3 separate regions of the Homo sapiens genome follow, and all the other regions are linked to region 1. Evidence: chromatin contacts called from ENCODE Hi-C or POLR2A ChIA-PET data. All regions are on one chromosome and are shown on one strand. Each heading gives the region's core, a stretch centred on a gene start or an enhancer-like site at or near the end of the contact. The rest is flanking DNA. Distances are from core to core; before and after follow the strand shown. Region 1 holds the start of CEP83 (centrosomal protein 83). Region 2 holds the start of UBE2N (ubiquitin conjugating enzyme E2 N). Region 3 holds the start of EEA1 (early endosome antigen 1).

Evidence for each region. Hi-C counts contacts between places; a loop is a spot of excess contacts on that map. ChIA-PET counts read pairs that join two places held with the same protein, here RNA polymerase II (POLR2A). Pooled maps may share reads with other maps.
Region 2: a loop to region 1 is called in a map of CD4-positive, alpha-beta T cell, with 13 times the contacts of the local background. The contact joins the promoter of UBE2N here to the promoter of CEP83 in region 1. A Hi-C loop is called at or near these places in 6 of 168 maps with a recorded cell type or tissue (B cell, CD4-positive, alpha-beta T cell, CD4-positive, alpha-beta memory T cell and 2 more), 1 of 37 single-sample maps with no recorded cell type and 15 of 50 pooled maps.
Region 3: a map of CD8-positive, alpha-beta T cell shows a loop between it and region 1 (7-fold over the local background). The contact joins the promoter of EEA1 here to the promoter of CEP83 in region 1. A Hi-C loop is called at or near these places in 4 of 168 maps with a recorded cell type or tissue (CD4-positive, alpha-beta memory T cell, CD8-positive, alpha-beta T cell and naive thymus-derived CD4-positive, alpha-beta T cell) and 13 of 50 pooled maps. POLR2A ChIA-PET finds 5 or more read pairs at or near these places in 1 of 52 experiments (OCI-LY7).

Annotation. Positions count from the first base shown.
Region 1 is chr12:94,458,437-94,461,482 of GRCh38, forward strand. CEP83 (centrosomal protein 83) reads right to left here and starts at 1,431. Exons shown (of 17, transcript NM_016122.3): 1 at 1,121-1,431. It overlaps CEP83-DT (CEP83 divergent transcript), which reads left to right and starts at 1,567. Exons shown (of 1, transcript NR_027035.1): 1 at 1,567-3,046. RefSeq lists an enhancer at 1,848-1,897.
Region 2 is chr12:93,440,545-93,443,244 of GRCh38, forward strand. UBE2N (ubiquitin conjugating enzyme E2 N) reads right to left here and starts at 1,403. Exons shown (of 4, transcript NM_003348.4): 1 at 1,311-1,403. The coding sequence starts at 1,340. RefSeq lists silencers at 619-738, 769-908, 1,059-1,268, 1,349-1,808 and an enhancer at 1,301-1,938.
Region 3 is chr12:92,928,009-92,930,899 of GRCh38, forward strand. It overlaps EEA1 (early endosome antigen 1), which reads right to left and starts at 1,287. Exons shown (of 29, transcript NM_003566.4): 1 at 1,035-1,287. The coding sequence starts at 1,058. RefSeq lists a silencer at 677-1,756.

The DNA of each region.
Region 1 (3,046 bases), core at 181-2,680:
CTTATAATTTAAAGCATTCTGGCCTGGTGCGGTGGCTCACACCTGTAATCCCAGCACTTTGGGAGGCCGAGGTGGGCGGATCACCTGAGGTCGGGAGTTTGAGACCAGCCTGGCCAACATGGTGAAACCCCATCTCTACTAAAATAAAAAAATTAGCCGGGCATGGTGGCACGCACCTGTAATCCCAGCTACTCGGGAGGCTGAGGCAGGAGAATCGCTTGAACCCAGGAGGCGGAGGTTGCAGTGAGCCGAGATCGCGCTACTGCACTCCAGCCTGGGCGACAGAGTGAGACTCAGTCATAAATAAATAAATAAAGCATTCTAACAATTCTGAACAAACTGAGTTTGAAATCAAACCTCAATACAAAAGGTGAGTATTAATTCTAACCACTTACAGGCTAAATTCATAAATATGGAAAATTCTAAATCCAGGTAACTGTAGGATAGATACCTTTAATTGTGTTTTAGTTAAATGTCAGACTTGTTTACAGACATGTTGCTTGGTAACAGAAGCACTGCTTTAACAACCCACTCTGTTTTAGAGCTGCTTAAAGTCTGAACAGATTATGAAGTATATATCATATACACGAAATTCAGACAAGTCTTTCCTTATCCTAGAGATCTGTAAGATTTGAAAGAGCTTCCTCATTTCAGCTAACTAAAGGCTTTACAAATACTTAGCAGTGGATATTCTTAAGAGCAAAATGCCCATTGATTATGGTCAAAAGTTGGACACTGAGGATTAACCAAAGTATTTAAACCCAGCATATGCTAACATATTTTAGGTGTTTATCTCAGTAATGACAGTCGACATCACTGTTCATTCAAATTGTCTTCAAAGCCAAGGAAAATGGTAGCATAGCTTTTTCATCGTAAATTAAGCTGGAGGTACTTAAACGTCTGGCCAATTACCAAACTGGCTACACAACCACCAAGCCAGAGTGCATCCAAAAGCTCCATGAAGAGTTTCACGTGCGTCTCTCTGCCTACTTTTCTAGCACGAGCTTCCACTACTTTAACAGGAAAATAAAAAAAGGATTCAAGGGCAGTTTGTGGAGGGACAAAATGAGTATTCCAAAATACAAACAAGACACCGTCCCCAGAAAGAGAGGTTACATACCAGACGCACGCACGCTCCTTGCAACCCGCACACGGAAAACTTAAGTGACCGCAGTTCTGGCCGCGCTCGCCACCGGGGACACCTCCACAGCTCCAACCACAGGCACCCACTCAACTCCGCTTACGGAGGCATTGGGACTAAGGGTTACGGTCCTACAGCGGGGTGTCGGCCCAGCGAGAGGAAGAGGGCCGAACGGACCCCTCGGGCTCCCGTCCCTAGGGAAATGTGAAGTATCCCGGGAGAGGTCCGAGGGCGGCGGCGGCGGCGGTGAAAAGCCCCACTCCTCCGCGTGGACCGGGATCCTCAGGGGTGCGGCGCCACCCCACGTGCTGACGTATGGCCCAGAAGCCGCCTCATCGCACCGCCCCACCAGCCTGGAGGAGCGGGCTCTGTCCCTTGGCCCAGCGGCACGCGAAGCAGGAAGTCCCACCCCCCACGCCGACGTCACCCACGCCACCGACGCCGGTTGCTGCCGGAGCCGTTAGAGGGAGGAGACAAACGAACCGAGGCGGGAGCGGCCACGGGTGACAGCGGCAGCGGCGGGGCCGGGCTGCGCTCCCGAAGGCGTTCCTGGAGGGCCCTGGGATGGACTCAGAGATCCCCAGAGCCCCAGGGGACGGAAAATCTAGCCCCGGGCACTTGCCTTGGAGTCTGAGTGATGCGCGTCGTTGGAGCGCGAAGCCGGTCTCCCTAGCCTCCGCCCGACACAGCGTCTCCAGGGGTTTTCCTCCTTTTCGCGCCTCTCCTTCCCTCTTCCCCACACCATTTGAGAGCCTCAAATGGTAGTCCTGCCGCCACCTCTCTCCCTTCGCCAGCCTGCCATCGTCCCCATGGGTGCAGATATGCGCTCCCGAAGCCGCCTGCCTGCCGCGTCTGCCTCGGGCATCAGCCCACGAGTGGGGAGTCGGCTCAGCTTGCCACGAGGGAACCTCGGGTTAGGACCAATCGCCCGGGAGAGAGCCCTCCTCGCCCCCGCACCTCCTGCTCCAAGTCTCCTGTCCTGGTTATCCCAAGTTCAGGGCCCACCTGGGGTCACATGGGGAACTACTTGTCTTAAGGCTGTAAACAATAGTTGGAAGAGGAGTTGCTAGCTTTTGAGAACTTCCATGATCATCCAAAGTCTGAAACAAAGTAGGCGGTCAGCCTTTCAAAATACGTGTTGGAAGAAACAGACACCTTCCCATCCCCAGCGTTTGTTCAGTGCCTTGGTTGGGCTTTGATTCTCACTGCTTTGTGAAGTACAGCTTATTTTTACCCCCAAGATTATGATTTTCAGGCTGTAGTTATTATTGGACAACTGAGAGGTGATTTTGTTGTTGTTGAAATGAGGGAAAACGGGCCATTAGAAAGGACCGTGTCTCTTAAGAGGAGGGAAAAAAAGGACAGCGAGTTGGTAATGGAATGTTGCTGGATGGATTACATAGATGAGACATGGGAGATAGAATAGAGAATCCAGAAATTCTCATGTATGTGTGCGTGTTTAGTATAATAACAGTAGCTCACATTTGCTGAGCATTTGTGTGGCAAGTACTGGAGTACTTTTTCAGGTTATCTTATTTAACTCTAACATTTCTGTAAGGTAGGTGCAATTGTTATCTCCATTTCACAGAGTTGCCCAAAACCATTACTTTTAAACGCTGGAGCCAGACAACTCCAGAAATCTCTGTGGTAGCCAGTAAACTATACATGACAAATTATTGGTCAGTAGGAAAAAGATCATTCGGGAAATGGCGGTGGCTCACGCCTGTAATCCCAGCACGCTGGGAGGCCAAGGCAGGTGGATCACCTGAGGTCAGGAGTTCGAGACGACCCTGGCCAACATGGTGAAATCCCATCTATTAAAAATACAAAAAGCCAAGAAAAACAAATATTCAATTAACAAACGGAAAGTTGTCCCACTTCCAAACAGTTGTTTTTTGTCTATCA
Region 2 (2,700 bases), core at 153-2,652, 1.0 Mb before region 1:
TATACAGTACATCATCCTCGAAGCCTAACAGGTCTTCCACTTAGTATGCATCTCCCCACAGATTTCACAAGAATGAGCAAGATTAACATACACGTTCACCAGGTTATATCAAGCAAAATGATGCTGCAATTGAGTCACTTTAACTGGCGCATTTAGTCACATAAATGTGCAACTAATTTCCTTCATAAAAACCGACACAAAAATTTAAGGTTTAGTTGTTGTGATGACAAGGAATATCTCACGTCTGAAGACTTGTCGATATTTCCTTAAGACTTTACAAAATCAAAGAATCGAAAATGTCATGGTTCCATACATACTTGTCAAAACACAGTATTCATAAACAGCCAATTAATAATTAAAACGCACAAAATTGAGGGGCAAAAGATTTCACGAGATCCCCCACAGAGGCCAAGGTAGGAAGATCTCTGAAGCCAGGAGTTTTGGAAGCCGCCTGGGCACTATAGCGAGGCCTCATATCTACGAAAAAGAGAGGAGAGGAGAGAAGAGGAGAGAGAAAGAGAATCCCCCATAACTGCGGCCCTCCCCCAGCCTTGTGTTAAAACTATTTCCTCGGAACAGCTCTGAAAGAGTTTGCCAACCAGAGTAAAATCACTTCGCAGAGATAAACGAGCGGAAACGTATTCAGAAGAGAGAGATCGCGGAAGCAAGGGCAGCGGGGCGCGGGGCCCCCACGTCCCGGGACCCAGGCAGCCGCGGCAACCAGGGGCGAGCATGTGCTGACCGCGGCAGGACGCGCGGGCCTCCCAGAGCCACTTCCCGGGGCGCAGGGCCCCGCCCGGCCTGACCCTCCCGGTTCATTCATTCTGCACCCGCGGTTGCCGCACCTCCGCGGCCCCGTCGGGGCGGAGAAGAGGGGCTTGGCTGCCGAGGGACCTTGTCGGGCCACAATCCCCACCAGGCGCCCGAGCCCCGCCGCGATTCCCGCGCGCCCGCGGCCTCCGGCGGGGGGGTGGTCTCAGAAGCTATGGAGGCCCGCGCCCAAGCCCAGAGACCCCCAGCCTTGCCGCCCCACCCTCCGCCGGGGCGTGGGACAGCACTCCCTGGCCCGCCGGGCAGCCGCCTGGAAGCCCCGGGTCCCCGCTGTCCGGCTGCCCCGCCGCGGCCGGAAGTCTCCCCGGCGCCCCCTCCTCAGCACCCGACTTCCCTCGCCGCCGCGGCCAACCCCTCTCCGCGCCGCCTCGGGCCTCCCAGAGCGGGCCGCGGGCCGAAGGAGGCGAGAGGCCGCGCTGCCTGCCCAGCTGAGCCGACGAGAGCAGAGCGAAGAGCTGGAGGCCGGCCTGGGCGGTTACCTTGATGATCCTGCGGGGCAGCCCGGCCATCTTGTCAGAACCCGAGTTCGGCCTCTGGTCTCGTCTCCGGCTCCTCTCGCCTCACGCACGAGTGGAAGTCCCGGGCTCCACTTCCGGGGGACGTTGCCGCGCCCGTCGCCGCAGCCGCCGCCGAGGCCCCTCGGGAAATGTAGTCCCTGCTCGGGCGCGGGCTCGGGCACGGGCGGGCTTCCCTCCGACCTGGCCCCCTCCCCCGTGCGCCCCGCCCCAACCGCTGCCGGGGATGGCGGAAGTGACGCTCTGTTGCGGGGCAGGGACTTGGGACAGGCCGCGAGGGGAGGCGCGGGGCTCTGGCGCTCGTGGCCGAGCCTGCCCGCGACGGTGGTACGGCACGACCCGCGCGCGACTGCGCGCGCGTCTCTCTTAACCGTGGCCACGCCCGCGCCGGTGGACGACGTAACAGAGGCCTGGCCTACGACGTATCCCATTCATTCATTCACGCGTTCGTTCTTTCAGCTCACGCGTTCGTTCTTTCAGCTCAGCCTGCATTGCGCGCGTTCCCTGCTGGCTCTGCAGTGAACGACTGAGGTGGGGCTCATCGTCTTGCTCCTTCCTCAAAGGGAGGGCAAGACCGAAACTCGGTGGCAAAGCTCTGACTGGGGGTCTCTCCAGTTACTCACACGCTGTTGGGGGAGTTTTGATGTTTAAATTGTATAAATCGGACCTCTGACACGCCCCTAGGCCCAGGGTAGGCTGAAGGAAAAGGGTTTGGAGCGAGTTGGAGGCGGGAAGAATGGTTCTGAACGCCTAGACCTAAAGGTTGAGACTCAGAATTGTTAACAGGACGAATGACCAAGGAGAGGTTTAAAGAACCCAGAGTAATCCGTAAAGCAGAGATTACCTATAGAGTGCGAGGTCCTATGAGAGAATTAGAGTGGGGGTGCCCGAAAATTGAATTGTTGGGGAAGCGTTTTATCCTGATGACGGATGGTTTGCTGTGTGATGGACTGTTTGCAAGCACTTTACTTCATCTTCACAGCAATCGTGAGGAGGTGTTGTTTCCATTTTACAAATGAGGCTTAGATAGTTAACCTTTTCCAAGGAGCTGTTTTGTCCCCAGGCAGATCCGCCAAGACCTGGCCCTTAACTACTTAACCACAGTGTTTCCTAGCACACTAACAGACAGTAGATGGTGAATAAATGAAGACAAGACTGACCGTGCCTTCCAGGAACTTAGATTCCAATGGAGAAGAGAGACCAGTAAACAATTAGTTACAATCCAATGTGTTAAGGGCTGTCTGTAATACAGGTTCCTCCAAGGTGCTATTTTAGCAGAGAGGCATTAACTGCTTGAGAACTCAGGGAAGCCTTCTTAAATAAGTGAAGTCCTCAATGATGAGTAAGAACCTAC
Region 3 (2,891 bases), core at 37-2,536, 1.5 Mb before region 1:
GGCTGAATCCTACAAATTCACTAATTTCTTTTGTCCTTTGAACTAGTTATCCTACTCCCTCGGTAAAGAACTAATAGGCTCGGCACCTACTTTTCAATCATTTACATTTTGTTACACCCTATCAGCCTCAAAAAGAAAAGAAAAAAGCTATACCAAAAAAAAAAAACAAATTTAAGTTGACAGGTACAATAACTCTTACAGGAAAAGAGATGTGAATTATGTTATTCTAGTAACTGATTCTTAAATGATACACCTACAGTTTTCTAATGCTCTAATCTTTCTATCCTCAAGGTTTTCCAGATTTCAGAGACAGCACAGGCAGAAACTAAGTGTATATACCACTTGATCAAGCTTACTGCGGATTTATTCTTGGATAGCTAAAATAAGGTAGTGGGGCTTGCACAGAAAACATATTTTTAATTAAAAAAAAAGTTTCCAACAGTGAGTAACATCTTCCTTCTCGGCTGACTGTGCCAGTGTCAGTCCCACGCCTGGGCCCAGGCTAGGCCGGGGCTCACCACACCACCCTCCACTGTGGTCCAAAGGAGAAAGCAGGGCCGTGTGTGGCAGGTGCGCATCGTGTCAAATTGGGGGGCACGGGGAGTGCGGCGGGTGGGGAAAGGCGAAGCAAGCCGCCCGAATCTCCCATGGGGCGTTCTCCAGCCCGGCAGGCGGCGGCTGGCCCGTCCCACGGGCACCAACTCTCCATTTTCACTCCCACTCAGGGTTCCCGGGAGGAACGCGCCGGCACCACACCCTCCAGCTCGCAGCCCGCTCGCACACACGGAGCCCCGCGCCGGAGCGGGCGCCAGGCCTGGACGCGCGGGGCCACCAGGGCTCTGCCTGCCGCCCCGCCGCGCCGGCCCCACCCGCCCTCCCCGCCCCCGGGCCGGGCGACCGAGGCCTAAGCGCCTGCCGGGCTGTGGGGCCTAGGGAAGGAAGGAGCCCGCGCTGAGGAGGGGCGCCCGCGCCGCGGCCCCGAGCTCCGGCTGTCCCGCTCACGTGCTGCCAGAAAGACGGTTTCACTCTCTTACCCTCTGTAAAATCCTCCTTAACATGGTTTAACCACCACCCGGCGCCGCCGCGGTGACTCTCCAGACCCTGCGCGGGGCCACTCACTACTCGGGGTGCGCGGGCGGGAGGGACTGGGCCGGGAGGGGACCGGGAAGGAGGTCGGGGCGAGGCGGTGGCGACGGCCGCTCGGGCGGCCCCGACTTCCCCACAGGCGGCGAGAGGGAGCACGCGAGAGAGAGCGAGCGAACGACTAGGCAGCCTGCGAGCGCCTCCAGCCCGCCCGCCGGGCAGCCCCCGTAACTGACAGATGGGCGGGCCCGCCCGCGGCCGCCGGGGGGCGGGGCGGTGGCGGGCCCGCCCCTCGCCTGTCCATTCGCGGGAGGCGGGGCTGAAGGGGGCCGGTCCAGGCCAGCGACCAATCGGAAGCGGTGGCAACGTGGGCGGCTGCGTGACAGACAGGCGGCAGGACGCTGTCGCCGCAGCTTCTTCCGGCTAGCTGGGGGACGCCGAGGCTGCGGAGTGCACGCCTGGGCTCCGTCAGAGGGCCGCGCCCGCGCGACGACCGCGTGCCCGCTAGTGGGAGGCGGGCGAGGACCCCTGGGGGTGTCCCTCCCTGACCCAGGCGGGAGGAGGGGACGCCTTAGGCTGTTTTGTAAAATGTGTCGGTGTGACCCTTCCGGCGATGGCTCCTGACTCGACGTGGTATTGAGCCTGAGCTATATGCTAGTTTCTGCTGGAAACGCTGACTCTGCCTCTTAGCCCCTGGGTTGAAGCCGACTAGAGAATCTCAGACGTGCTTAACCGGTCTGTTGGGCTTCCCTGCCCTTTTCCAGTCCCAGGTTTCCTTTCCCTGCTCCCTTCCTGCTTCTAATTTCAGCCAAAGAGAAAGCAAAGATTTAGAAAAGAAGGGTAGGAAGAAGCTGGAATTTGAATTGGCAAGAGAAGTTTGAGGTTGTCTTTTCTAGATCAAAACAATTTTTAATAGGCTGATGTTCACATGTTGCACTTTCTAAAGCCCGTGCTTGACCTCCTAAGGAATTTTAAGTCCTATTCTGATAATCGATTTATGAAGTAAATTGTCATTAACGCCTCTGTTTTATAGATTAAGAAGAAAATGAGGTCACAGATAAATATCGTGCCAAAACGACGTGGTCTTTGAACTGACCTCCAGGCACGATGTCATTATTTAACTCGAGAAATCACAGCTTCTGCGTCCTACCATTCTGCCAATATTCACAGCCAAGAGGCTCAACTTAACACCCTGGTAGAAAAAGAGAAGCCTTTAATATTGCTTGAATAGGGAAGGAGAGGGAATAATGGAACTAACCTTGCTGGGAGGGAAAAAAAAAAAAAAAGAAAAAACCAACAGACCACTGAATGAAGCCTATGAAGCAATGAATGGAGTGCTTTTTGGAAAGCACTTCCAGATCTTTTGAAAAGCAGCACAAAATTAAATATTATTTGCAAATCAGTTAATGAATAGGAAAATGTTTTGTAAAGTATAATGCATTATATAATGTAATATGATATTTCTATCCCAAATATATTTGGTTTTTTATTATGTGTGTGTGTGTCTCTCGATGGTGCAGCAGCACGGTCATGCCTACAGCTAATATATGAGTAATCACTAGTGATAATGCACTTACAAAGAACATACTTTTCCATCTTTCTAAACATGAGGTGCTTTATTTTCAGACAATATGGGAAACATTCTCAGCGACATGGGGTGATAAAAGTGACTTTTTTTCTCTTTTTTGTTTGTTTTTCAAAAATTAGTTTAGGGTCAGGCACACTGATTTTATGCCTGTAATCCCAGCACTTCGGGAGACGGAAGCAGACAGATTGCTTGAGCTCAGGAGTTTCAGACCAACCTGGAC